2 separate regions of the Homo sapiens genome follow, and region 2 is linked to region 1. Evidence: chromatin loops called from intact Hi-C (ENCODE). Cell type or tissue: B cell. All regions are shown on one strand. Each heading gives the region's core, and the rest is flanking DNA. Links, peaks and the distances in the headings are about the cores only. Region 1 overlaps ST7L (suppression of tumorigenicity 7 like). Region 2 has its middle 5.0 kb from the start of CTTNBP2NL.

Region 1 (5,381 bases), core at 1-5,000:
TGACTGTATTTTTAAATTCATTGACACCCAAATTCTATGTGGCACTTACAGGGACCTCTTCATTGATATCAGGACTAATATTTGTAAGTAGTTTCCATTTCCTTCCTTCATGTTTTGGTGTTTATCTAAAGATATTTTTTTTTTTTCTTTTTTGAGACAGAGTCTTGCTCTGTCGCCCAGGCTGGAGTGCAGTGGCATGATCTCGGCTCACTGCAACTTCCGCCTTCCAGGTTCCAGCAATTCTTCTGTCTCAGCCTCCCGAGTAGCTGGGATTACAGGTGCCGGCCACCATGCCCGGATAATTTTTGTATTTTTAGTAGAGATGGCATTTCACCATATTGGTCAGGCTGGTCTCCAACTCCTGACCTCAGGTGATCCGCCTGCCTTGTCCTCCCAAAGTGCTGGGATTACAGGCGTGAGGCACCGCCCTGGCCTAAAGATCCTTTATATGGTTATAATAATTATAAATTATTATTACCTATGGATTAGCATTTCCAAAATGTATTCAGCATTTGAAAAGAGTTACCTATTCAAACAAGTTTGGGGAACACTGCATCTCCCAATCTACTTTTAAGAGATTGACAGTATTTATTTACATATTAAAGGCTTATTGTAAACTGTAGTCAGGGAGGGCTTGGGGTGTGTTGGAAATTAAATGCCTGCAGAGCCCAAGTTGGTAACAAAAATGAGTGAAATGGATAGAGTTTAATAATTAAATTCTTATTTCTTTGAGGACTGGGTAGCCTGGACAGTGCATGCCCCTTCTAAAAGAGGCTAAAGCTAATTGTTGCCATATAGACTTGGAACTAGTATTACCAGGTTTTTCAATTTTTCAAATGATTTAAAGAGAACCCAGACAGGCCGGACGTGGTGGCTAACACCTATAATCCCAGCACTTTGGGAGCCTGAAGCAGGCAGATCACTTGAGGCCAGGAGTTCAAGAACAGCCTGGCCAACATGATGAAACTCCGTCTACTAAAATACAAAAAATAACTGGGTATGGTGGTATGTGCCTGTAGTCCCAGCTACTCGGAAGGCTGAGGCATAAGAATCTCTTGAACTTGGGAGGTGGAGGTTACAGTGAACCAAGATCTTGCCACTGCACTCCAGCCTGGGCGACAGAGAGAAACCCTTTCTCAAAAATGAATGAATAAATAAGTAGAACCTGGACATACAGTTTTTATATAAAATTTGCCCATTAAAAAAAAATTGAGATGGAGTCTCACTACGTTGCCCAGGCCAGAGTACAGTCGATATTCACAGGCACCATTATAGCACACTGTGGCCTTAACTCCTGGGCTCAAGCCATCCTCCCGTCTCAGCCTCCCTAGTAGCTGGGATTACAGGCATGTGCCACCATGTCTGACTACAGCATTTTAATATTGGCAACATTGGGAAGACTAAAATTTATGTGTCATGAATTCAACTTACAGTTTTTTCAAGCCCCAGTTTCCTCATCTGTTAACTGGCAGTTAATAGCATGAACTTTATAGGATTATGAAGAGTAAATCAGATAATGTTGTAAGTTTATAACATGATAGCTGGTTCAGAATGTACACTTAATGAATTTTGGCCATTATTCTGAGAATTCTCACAATTAAGAAACCTGTTTGGCCTGATACAGTGGTTCATACCTGTAATCCTAGCACTTTGGGAGACCGAGGTGGGGTGATAGAGTTCGAGACCAGCCTGGGAAACATGGAAAAACCCTGTCTCTTCAAAAAAATACAAAAATTAGGCGTGTGTGGCGCACCTATAGTCCCAGCTACTGGAGAGGCCAAGGTGGGAGGATCACTTGAACCCTGGAGGGAGAGGTTACAGTGAGCCAAGATGGTGCCACTGCACTCTAACCTGAGTGACAGAGCAAGACTCTGTTTCAAAAAACAAAAACAACAAAACTGTTTAACTTTAATTCAACTTTTCCTTGAAGAAGATATTTTTAATTTAAAAAAAATAAAATATTTTTTATAATTCACGTTAACATCCCTAGGATGTCATGTTTACTAGTGTACACTTTGGAACAATACTGCTGCAGATAAAAATCTTAAGAAGTTTTATGCCATGCATAGCCAATAAATTTTTCTCTTCCCTTTAAATTTTTATTTATTTTTTGTAGAGACAGAGTCTCACTGTGTTGTTCAGGGTAGTCTCAGACGCTTGGGCATAAACGATCCATTCTCCTCGGCCTCCCAAAGTGCTAAGGTTCCAGGCGTGAACCACCATGCCCAGCCTGTTCTTTTTTTTATCTCTAGGTGGTGCTCTCCAGCTGTAGTAGAAATAGCATTTGTATTGGATCTATTTTTTTAAATAGGGACTAAATACAGACCATTTTGTTAAAGTGAAATGCCAAACAAGAACGAGATTTTTCTCTTGGCTAAAAAAAATAGAAGCTATTGAGGAATTCAGGATTAAAACTACATGTTAATATAAGCCTCATAATTTAACATAAGCATATTTTAGCATGTTTAGTCCATAGCATACAAAAGTCTAAGTAAAGACGATAAACTGTCTTTAAGCCAGGCACGGTGGCTTACACCTGTAATCCCAACACTTTGGGAGGATGGAGTGGGAGAATCCCTTAATGCCAGAAGTTTGAGACCAGCCTGGGCAACAACAAGACCCTGTCTCTATTTAATATGGTTTTTGTTTGTTTGTTTTAAAGAAACTATCAATATTAAGCAGCTGATATAGTGGAAAAAGCTCTGGTTTGGGAACCAGAAGATAAAATTTTGAATCTTAACTCTGCCACTTACTAGCTGATAATTTTGGGCAAGCTACATAAACTGTCTAAGCTATAATTTCCTCATTTATAAGAGGGGGATAACTTATATATATGATGTCTAAAACCTTGTAAAAAACTTTTTGTGGCCAGGTGTGGTGTCTCGTGTCTGTACTGCCAACACTGTGGGAGGCTGAGGCAGGAGGATTGCTTGTGGCCAGGAGTTCAAGAGCAGCCTGGACAAATGAACAAGATCTGGTCTCTGTATAAAATTTTAAAAATTTAGCGCGTTGTGGTGGCGCATTCCTGTAGTCCCAGCTACTTCAGAGACTGAGGTGGGAGGATTGCTTGAGCCCAGGAAATCGTGGCTGTGGTGAGCTGTGATCATGCTACTGCACTCCAGCCCGGGCAACAGAGTGGACCTTGTCTCAACAACAAAACAACAACAACAAAAACCCAAAAAAACCTTTTGTTACTCTTTATAAAACCGCATTTTAAATATACACAAATTAGGAAATTCAAGTAACATTTTAAAGGTTAAACTGTATTATTACCCTTGCAATGTTGATGGGTTTTTATTAGCAAAGGTTGTTGTGTTTATAATTTCTTTTACCACCTGGATTTAACAAACTTGTATATACATATAATCACATATACATGTATAAAGAGATATATTTATGAATCAGTCTGGTGTAATGGTTGGAAGCTCCGAAGTCAGGCAAACCTGAATAAGAATCCCAGCTCTGCCAGTTACCAGTGATGTGAACTGTTATTTAAATTTGGAATGTGTGTCCTCATCTCTAAAATCAGTTGTTATAAAAATTAAATGACATAATGCATGTCAAGGATTGGCATAATGTGTGGCTCATAGAAAGCTTTTGATAAGTATTTGCAGTTATTATTACCATTGTTCATTTGTGTTAAAAAGTTGACTCAAAAGTTGAAAAAAGCCCCTAACTTCATACTCATTCATTAGAAAACCCACCTGCACTTTGTATGGTGAAGGGAAGTGTGTTGTTGTTGCCCTTGATGGTACTTATCTTCTCTTTTTTTTTTTCGAAACAGTGTTTTACTCTGTCACCCAGGCTGGAGTGAAGTGGTACAATCACAGCTCACAGCAGCCTTGACCTGCTGAACTCAAGCAATCCTCCCACCTCAGCCTCCAAAGTAGCTGGGACTACAGGCACACACCCTCACACCTGGCTCATTTTTTTTATGTTTTGTAGAGATGGGGTCTCACTATGTTGTCCAGGTTAATCTCAAATTCCCAGCCTCAAGTGATCCTCCCACCTCAGCCTCCCAAAGTGTTGGGATTATAGGCATGAGCCACCGTGCCTGGCCCTATCCAATTTTCTTAGCCAAGATTTATTCAATATAAACCTTTTCTGTCACATGAACAGTTTCTGCTTGTGTAAAGAAGTTTTATCTCACTTCTTAGTAAAATATATGGTAGAAGTCAAACCATGGCCTCATTTGGTGGTAATTCTTGCTAACTTAAGAGTGAGCAGAAAGAGATACCATTTTAGACTGAGCATAAAACATTAGTGACATGATAGAAAAAATGCTGCACCATGATTTTCTCACACTTTCCTATAAACGTTGTGGCATGTAGTCAGCGGGCCCCAACATGACTATACTTTTGGCACCTATGTAGCATATTTGTTCTGTTATTTACTGAAGCAAAAAAATAACATTCCTACAGATTTGAAAATGCTGATTTTTTTGTGATGGGTTCTGTTTGTGGTCATAGTAAAATAGTTTTCAAAAATATTATAATCTGGCCGGTCATGGTAGCTTACACCCATAATCCTAGCACTTTGTGAGGCCAAGGAGGGCAGAGCGCTTAAGCCCAGGAATTTGAGACCAGCCTGGGCAACATGGCAAAACCTTGTCCCTACAAAAAACATAAAAATTAGCTGGGCATGGTGGCACATGCCTGTAGTCCTAGCTACACGGGAGGCTGAGGTGGGATGATCACCTGAGCCCAGGGAGGTCAAGGTTTCAGTGAGCTGTGATCATGCCACTGTACTCCAGCCTGGTGACAGTGGGATCCTATCTCAAAACATTTTAAAAAAAGGAAATAAAAAGATTAAAATCTCTTAGTTGTGCATATGCTTTGTTTATTCTTTAAAGTAATACATGTATCCACTACATTTGGCAGAAGACTAGTCTGTCAGGTGACTTTTTTTTTTTTTTTTTTTTTTTTTGAGACAGGGTCTCACTCTATTGCCCAGGCTGGAGGGCAGTGGTGCAATCTCAGCTCACTGCAGCCTTGACCTCCTTGGGCTCAAGAGATCCTCCCACTTCAACTTCCTGAGTAGCTGGAACTGCAGGCATGCACCACCTCACCCAGCTAATATTTTATTTTTATATTTTTCTGTAGAGATGAGGTCTCACTGTTTTGTCCAGGCTGGTCTAGAATTCTTGGGCTCAAGCGATTCTTCTTGAGGATCCCTCTTTTGGGACTTCTTGGCCTCCCAAAGTGCTGGAATTACAGACGTGAACCACCGTGTCTGGCCTGGTTTCTCTTTTTATATCAGTGATAAACCATGGAAATAGAAAGAAATGAATATCCTGATTTTTAAATGGTTCAATATGGGAATCAACTTGACCTTAACCTTTATTAATAATTTTGCCAAATACCAGAGTAGTACTTTTTGCT
Region 2 (5,381 bases), core at 1-5,000, 220 kb after region 1:
AAACCACCATGCCCGGCAGGTCCTCCTTTCTTTCCCTCATTCCCTTTGTAGCTGTTAACCCACCACCACCCATTCTTTTCCCTGGCTGACTGGGTGGGAGCAGTGCTCTGTGACCTACTTCCTTTAGAGCAATGGGCAACTCCCCTGATTTCCTGGCTTCCCTTCTGCGTATTCCTAAATGAGTGTAGAAGGACTCAGCAAAAATGAGAACATCCCTGCCTTGTAGGATTCAGAGTCTTGAGGGTGTTCAGATTGCTTTCCTTTTAATTTTTCACCCCTAGAAGTAGGGAACAGGCAGGGCTTGTGAACCTCGTGTATCTTTCAGATTGTAGCAGTGAGAGAGTTATGGAGGTTTGTGATTCTTCAATACATAAACCTTGTAAATAAATTTAGAGTCTGGTGCATAGGTGTACGCAGAGGTAAAAAATGGTTCATAACAATATCTTAGATTTGTATAACAAAATATAACATTTTAATGTCTATCATTTTATCAACTGGACAGTAAAATATTTATTAAATGCCTATTGTGTCAGGCAACAACTTAAAGTGCTTAAAAATTATAGATTGTGTCAATTTTTTTCCAAATAAGTAAATTTCCATAAATGTTTATTGCTGGTTTGGGGAGGCAGCAATGGAGTAAAAGAGGTCTAGGCTAGAGGTTAAAAAATCTGGAGTCTAGTTCTTATTCTGTCATCAACTATAGTAGTTTCTATCTGGGCAGCTTAAAACAACAGAAATGTGTTCTGTCTCAGTTCTTGAGGCTAGAAGTACAAAATCAGGGTGTTGGACGAGTGCAGTGGCTCACTCCTGTAATCCTAGCACTTTGGGAGGCTGAGGTGGGTGGATCACCTGAGGTCAGGAGTTCTAGACCAGCCTGGCCAACATGGTGAAACCCCGTCTCTACTAACAATACAAAAATTAGCTGGGCATGGTGGCGGGTGCCTGTAATCCCAGCTACTTGGAAGACTGAGGCAGGAGAATCGCTTGAACCCAGGAGATGGAGGTTGCAGTGAGCCGAGATCGCGCCACTGCACTCCACCCTGGGCAACAAAGAGCGAAACTCTGTCTCAAAAAAACAAACAAACAAAAAAAAATCAGGGTGTTGACAAGGTTGGCTCCTTCTGGGGGCTCTGAGAGATGCTCCATCCCATGCCTCTCTCCCCTGGCTTCTGGTGGTTCCCAGTGATCATTGGCGTGTAACTACATCATCCCAATACCTGCCTCCGTCTTCACATGGCCTTCTCTCTATGTCTCAGCGTCTCTGTATGTCCTCTCCTCTTCTTATAAAGGCCCCACTCATGTTGTACTTAGAGCCTACTCTATTCCACCATGACCTCATCTGAACTCATGACATCTGCAAAGACCCTATTTCTAAATAAATTCACAGTCTGAGATGGGTGCACATGAATTTTGGGGGGACATCATTCGACCCGATACACAAACCTACTTGGCAAAGTAACCTTCTCACTTAACTCCATTTAAGTTCATTGATAAAAGGCATGAAAGTAGTGGAATAATTCCTAAAGATCATTTCAGCCTATGATTTAATATAATGATATATGCTAGATACATTAATCAAGCTATCAAATTATGTGCTAAGCATTATGCAATTTTTTATATGACATCTCATTTCACCCTTAAAAGAATTCCACGAGATAGATATTAACAGTCCCCTTTTGCAGGTGAGGAAATTGAGGCACAAAGAGGTCCAAAGTCATGGAATTCATAAGTGATGAACACAGAATATTTACTTAGATCTGATTCCAAAGTGCACTCTCAAAATTACTATGCTCTATCATCTCTCCATCATGCTAAGTGGGTTAGGAAGATGGGGAATGCAACAAATATTTTCAATTTTGATTTATAGAATATTTGGAGCTGAGTAGCAATTTCCTGGAATTATGTGTAAAGTTTGGACTTATTTTATTTATTTATTTATTTATTTATTTATTGAGACAGGGTCTCACTCTGTTGCCCAGACTGGAGTGCAGCGGCCCAATCTCTGCTCACCGCAACCTCTGCCTCCCAGGCTCAAGCTATTCTCCGGTCTCAGCCTCCCAAGTAGCTGGGATTACAGGCGCGCACCACTACTGCCGGCTAATTTTTTATATTTTCAGTAGAGGCAGGGTTTCACTATGTTGGCCAGGCTGGTCTCGAAATCCTGACCTCAAATGACCCACTTGCCTCGGCCTCCCAAAGTGTTGGGATTACAGGAGCCACCGCGCCCGGCCTGGACTGATTTTAAAACAAGGGAAAGCAAGAGAAGCGGGAATAGTGGGTGGCAATGAAGGCTTAGTAGCTAGGAGGAGAGCTATGGGCACTTACCTGAACTTGTTTCCTCATTTGTTAAATGAGATAATAGCTCCTGTCTACAAGACCAGGTGGTTGTCAGTATCCAAGCGATCTGATGTACATGGAAGTATTAGCTACCTGGGAGATCTTGCTCAATCCTCTTCTCTGAGTCCTAGGCTCCAACTAAACATCTGGGACTCCATAAGGCTCCTTCTAGCTGTGGCCCACTGGACTGGGACTTATTAAGATGCTGAGTGCTGAGTGAGCTAGATGTAGAAGTTGAAATGAATGGGAAAAGTGATGAAAAGAAATGCTTTCTTTCTTCTGGCTTGTCTTCACTATCTCCTTTTCCTCACGCTTCCCGACCCCACCCCTTCTCCCCGGGGTTGATGAGGAGGTCAAAGTCTGAAAGCCAGAGAGGGCTCTCCAAGCCCCGGACCAGGCTGAAGCCGAAGGCAAGGTGTGCCCTCCACTGCCCCCTGCATTTCTGCATTTTCTCCCATCATTTGTTCCCACAAAGGATTTGCTGGGCAGTCCTTAAACGTTCTCTTCTTGCTTGGATCTGCCCTATCTGGGGAGACTCGGGCACCAGGAAACGAGATTTCTGGGTGTGGCCCTAAAGTGTTCCCGAGCTTATTGTGCCCCCTAGTGTCGAATAGTGAATCCTGCAGCCGTCGGCTTCCTTTCTGACCGTCCCTCTGATGCCTCCCGCCCAACACAGTTTTTCCTTTTAAGGGTGTGGGCTGACAGCACAGCAGGTGGGGACTCCAAGGACTGGCAGCTCAAAAATCCACCTCAGGGACAGACAGATTCTTTGGTGTTTGGCAAAATGTAGGGGCCAGCTTGGCCATGATGGAAGCTTTAAACTCTTTTTTTTTTTTTTTTTTTTTTGAGACGGAATCTCGCTCTGTTGCTGGAGTGCAATGGCGCCGGTCTCGGCTCACTGTAACCTCTGCTTCAAGCGATTCTCGGGTTCAAGCGATTCTCCTGCCTCAGCCTCCTGAGTAGCTGGGATTACAGGCGCCTGCCACCACTCCCGGCTAATTTATTTTTGTATTTTTAGTAGAGACAAGGTTTCACCATGTTGGCCAGGCTAGTCTCGAACTCCTGACCTGAAGTGATCTGCCCACCTCGTCCTCCCAAAGCGTTGGGATTACAGGCGTGAGCCACCGCGCCCAGCCGGAAGCTTTAAACTCTTATCCTAGATTGCATTAGGGGAAGTCCAGAAGTGAGAGGGATAGAAATCTAACATTGGGTGCCTACCAGGTACATATGTGACATAAACAATCCTTGTAACCTTTGCATATATAATTATTGCTACAATCCTGAGAGGTAATTTTTATTACTTCTAGTTTTTCAGAAGAGAAAGCAAGTTCAGAGAGGTTAAGTGTCTTCCCCAAGGTCACATAATAACAATAACAATATGATAGCAACATTAGCCAATTAATTAGTGCCTACTCCACACCAGGCATATGATTTCTTTTAATCCCCACAGCAACACTTTAAAGTGGTGATCATAATCTTCATTTTAGTGATGAGGTAACTGAGATTTTAGTGTAAGAAAGGAATAACTGAGAAGCTGCCTGAGGTCACACAGCGAGGTCCTCCCGTTTCCAGTCCCACACTGTTTCTATTCCGCCATGGCCTCATGGAGGTGGTGGGTGGTAGAGGTGGGACTCGGGCCCAGGCCTGTGTGACTCAATGTTCTTTCCATTACTGCTGCTGCTCGGCAGTTCTTCCTGAGGACCAGGAAACCATTGTCATGTGGTCTTTTGGAGTTCTCAACCTGAGATGATGGCAATGAAAACACCAAGGCAGAAGTCCAAAGGATCCTGGGGACAATTTGCTCAGGGAAGCACATGACCAGAGCAGCACTATGGGAACTGCACAACAATATTGCTGTCAGGGGCCCCGGGGAGGGCCTTCAGAGGAGCTGAGTCCTGTCTCCCTCCAGTAATTCTGTGTGGAACTCACATGTTCCCCTGAAGCTGATGGGCCAGGACGGGAAATGCAAAGCTCAAAGAGACCTAAAAGGAAAGGTAGATGGAAAATTCCTGGAAGTAGATGAGAGAGAAAATTCCAGATAGAAAATTACCAGAAATAAGCAGGGCACGGTGGAGTGTGCTTGTAGTCCCAGCTACCTGAGAGGCTGGGACAGGAGGATTGTTTGAGTCCAGGAGTCCAAGACCAGTCTGGGTAACATAGTGAGACTCCTTCTCAAAAAAAAAAATTACTGGAAATATATAAGCTATACCACAGAGTTCCCAAATCATTCAACAAAGTTCCCCTCACACCCAAAATATAGATTAGTCATAGGTCCCTGGAATAATGCTTTATGTCCCTTTGGGTGAGTCACAAATTTTCTTTTTCACTTTTCTCTATTAAATTATTGATTACATTTTATTAAATTATTAAAATTATTAAATAATTATTAAATGTGTTACCATCACATATGCCAGGTGGTAAGTTGGCAAACTGGTTGACGTTATGTTTGTTATTTTGAGGTGTAAATTTCACATAAATAGTCTGGTGGGAAAAGATATCAGTTGGGAACTATTTTTTAAAAACTAATTTGTAAGTTACCTTATTTCATTAAAGAGTAACTCCTTCCCTCTCTTCCCACCCCTCCCCTTACTGCCTCTCTTCCTCTGTCCCAGGTCCCTTCCTCTCCAAAAGTCTGGAGCCAGATTCCTTTTCTGTCCTTGTTGGCTGTTAAGACAAAGCTCTGAGTAGCCTTGCCAGAAGGGCTGAAGCTGACCCAAAGGCTGGTCCTCTTTCTTTTTCCCCTCTATTTCCCCTTCTTTCCCACATATAACCTCACATTAAGCAGAAAATAATTTCTGTGCTAGGGCCAGAGACAGAGCTTCAGCTTGGCTAGGCTGCCTTACAGTTTCAATTTGATGAAAGCCAATTACACATTTCCTCTGGTCTGTTATTTCAGCTGAAGCACCACACAGTTGGCTGAATGGGTCCTTGTTGCACACAAAAGGGAGAAATATTTGTAGGGAAACTAATGACCCGGTTATGGCTGCACCGTCATTTCTAGGCAATTTCCTGGTAAATGGCCCTTTGGAACAGTCTGGTGCTGG

Evidence for each region. A loop is a pair of places that touch in the nucleus more often than their neighbours do. Peaks named below come from ENCODE experiments on the same cell type or tissue, not always from the same donor. Only the 100,000 strongest peaks of a DNase experiment are listed, where the experiment ranks them.
Region 2: a loop joins it to region 1, with 14 times the contacts of the local background. A loop is called at or near these places in 71 of 110 quality-filtered maps.

The regions. Positions count from the first base shown.
Region 1 is chr1:112,611,515-112,616,895 of GRCh38, reverse strand. ST7L (suppression of tumorigenicity 7 like) reads left to right here. Exons shown (of 15, transcript NM_017744.5): 2 at 1-83. Among named protein-coding and RNA genes, the nearest start is that of ST7L, 4.9 kb to the left of the region's middle. In B cell, for the core only: a CTCF peak has its summit at 2,224; a DNase peak (open chromatin) is centred at 2,235.
Region 2 is chr1:112,388,562-112,393,942 of GRCh38, reverse strand. It overlaps a transcript of CTTNBP2NL not described here. Among named protein-coding and RNA genes, the nearest start is that of CTTNBP2NL, 5.0 kb to the left of the region's middle. In B cell, for the core only: CTCF peaks have their summits at 2,717 and 2,923 (motif pointing left); a DNase peak (open chromatin) is centred at 2,942; H3K27me3 peaks cover 669 bases.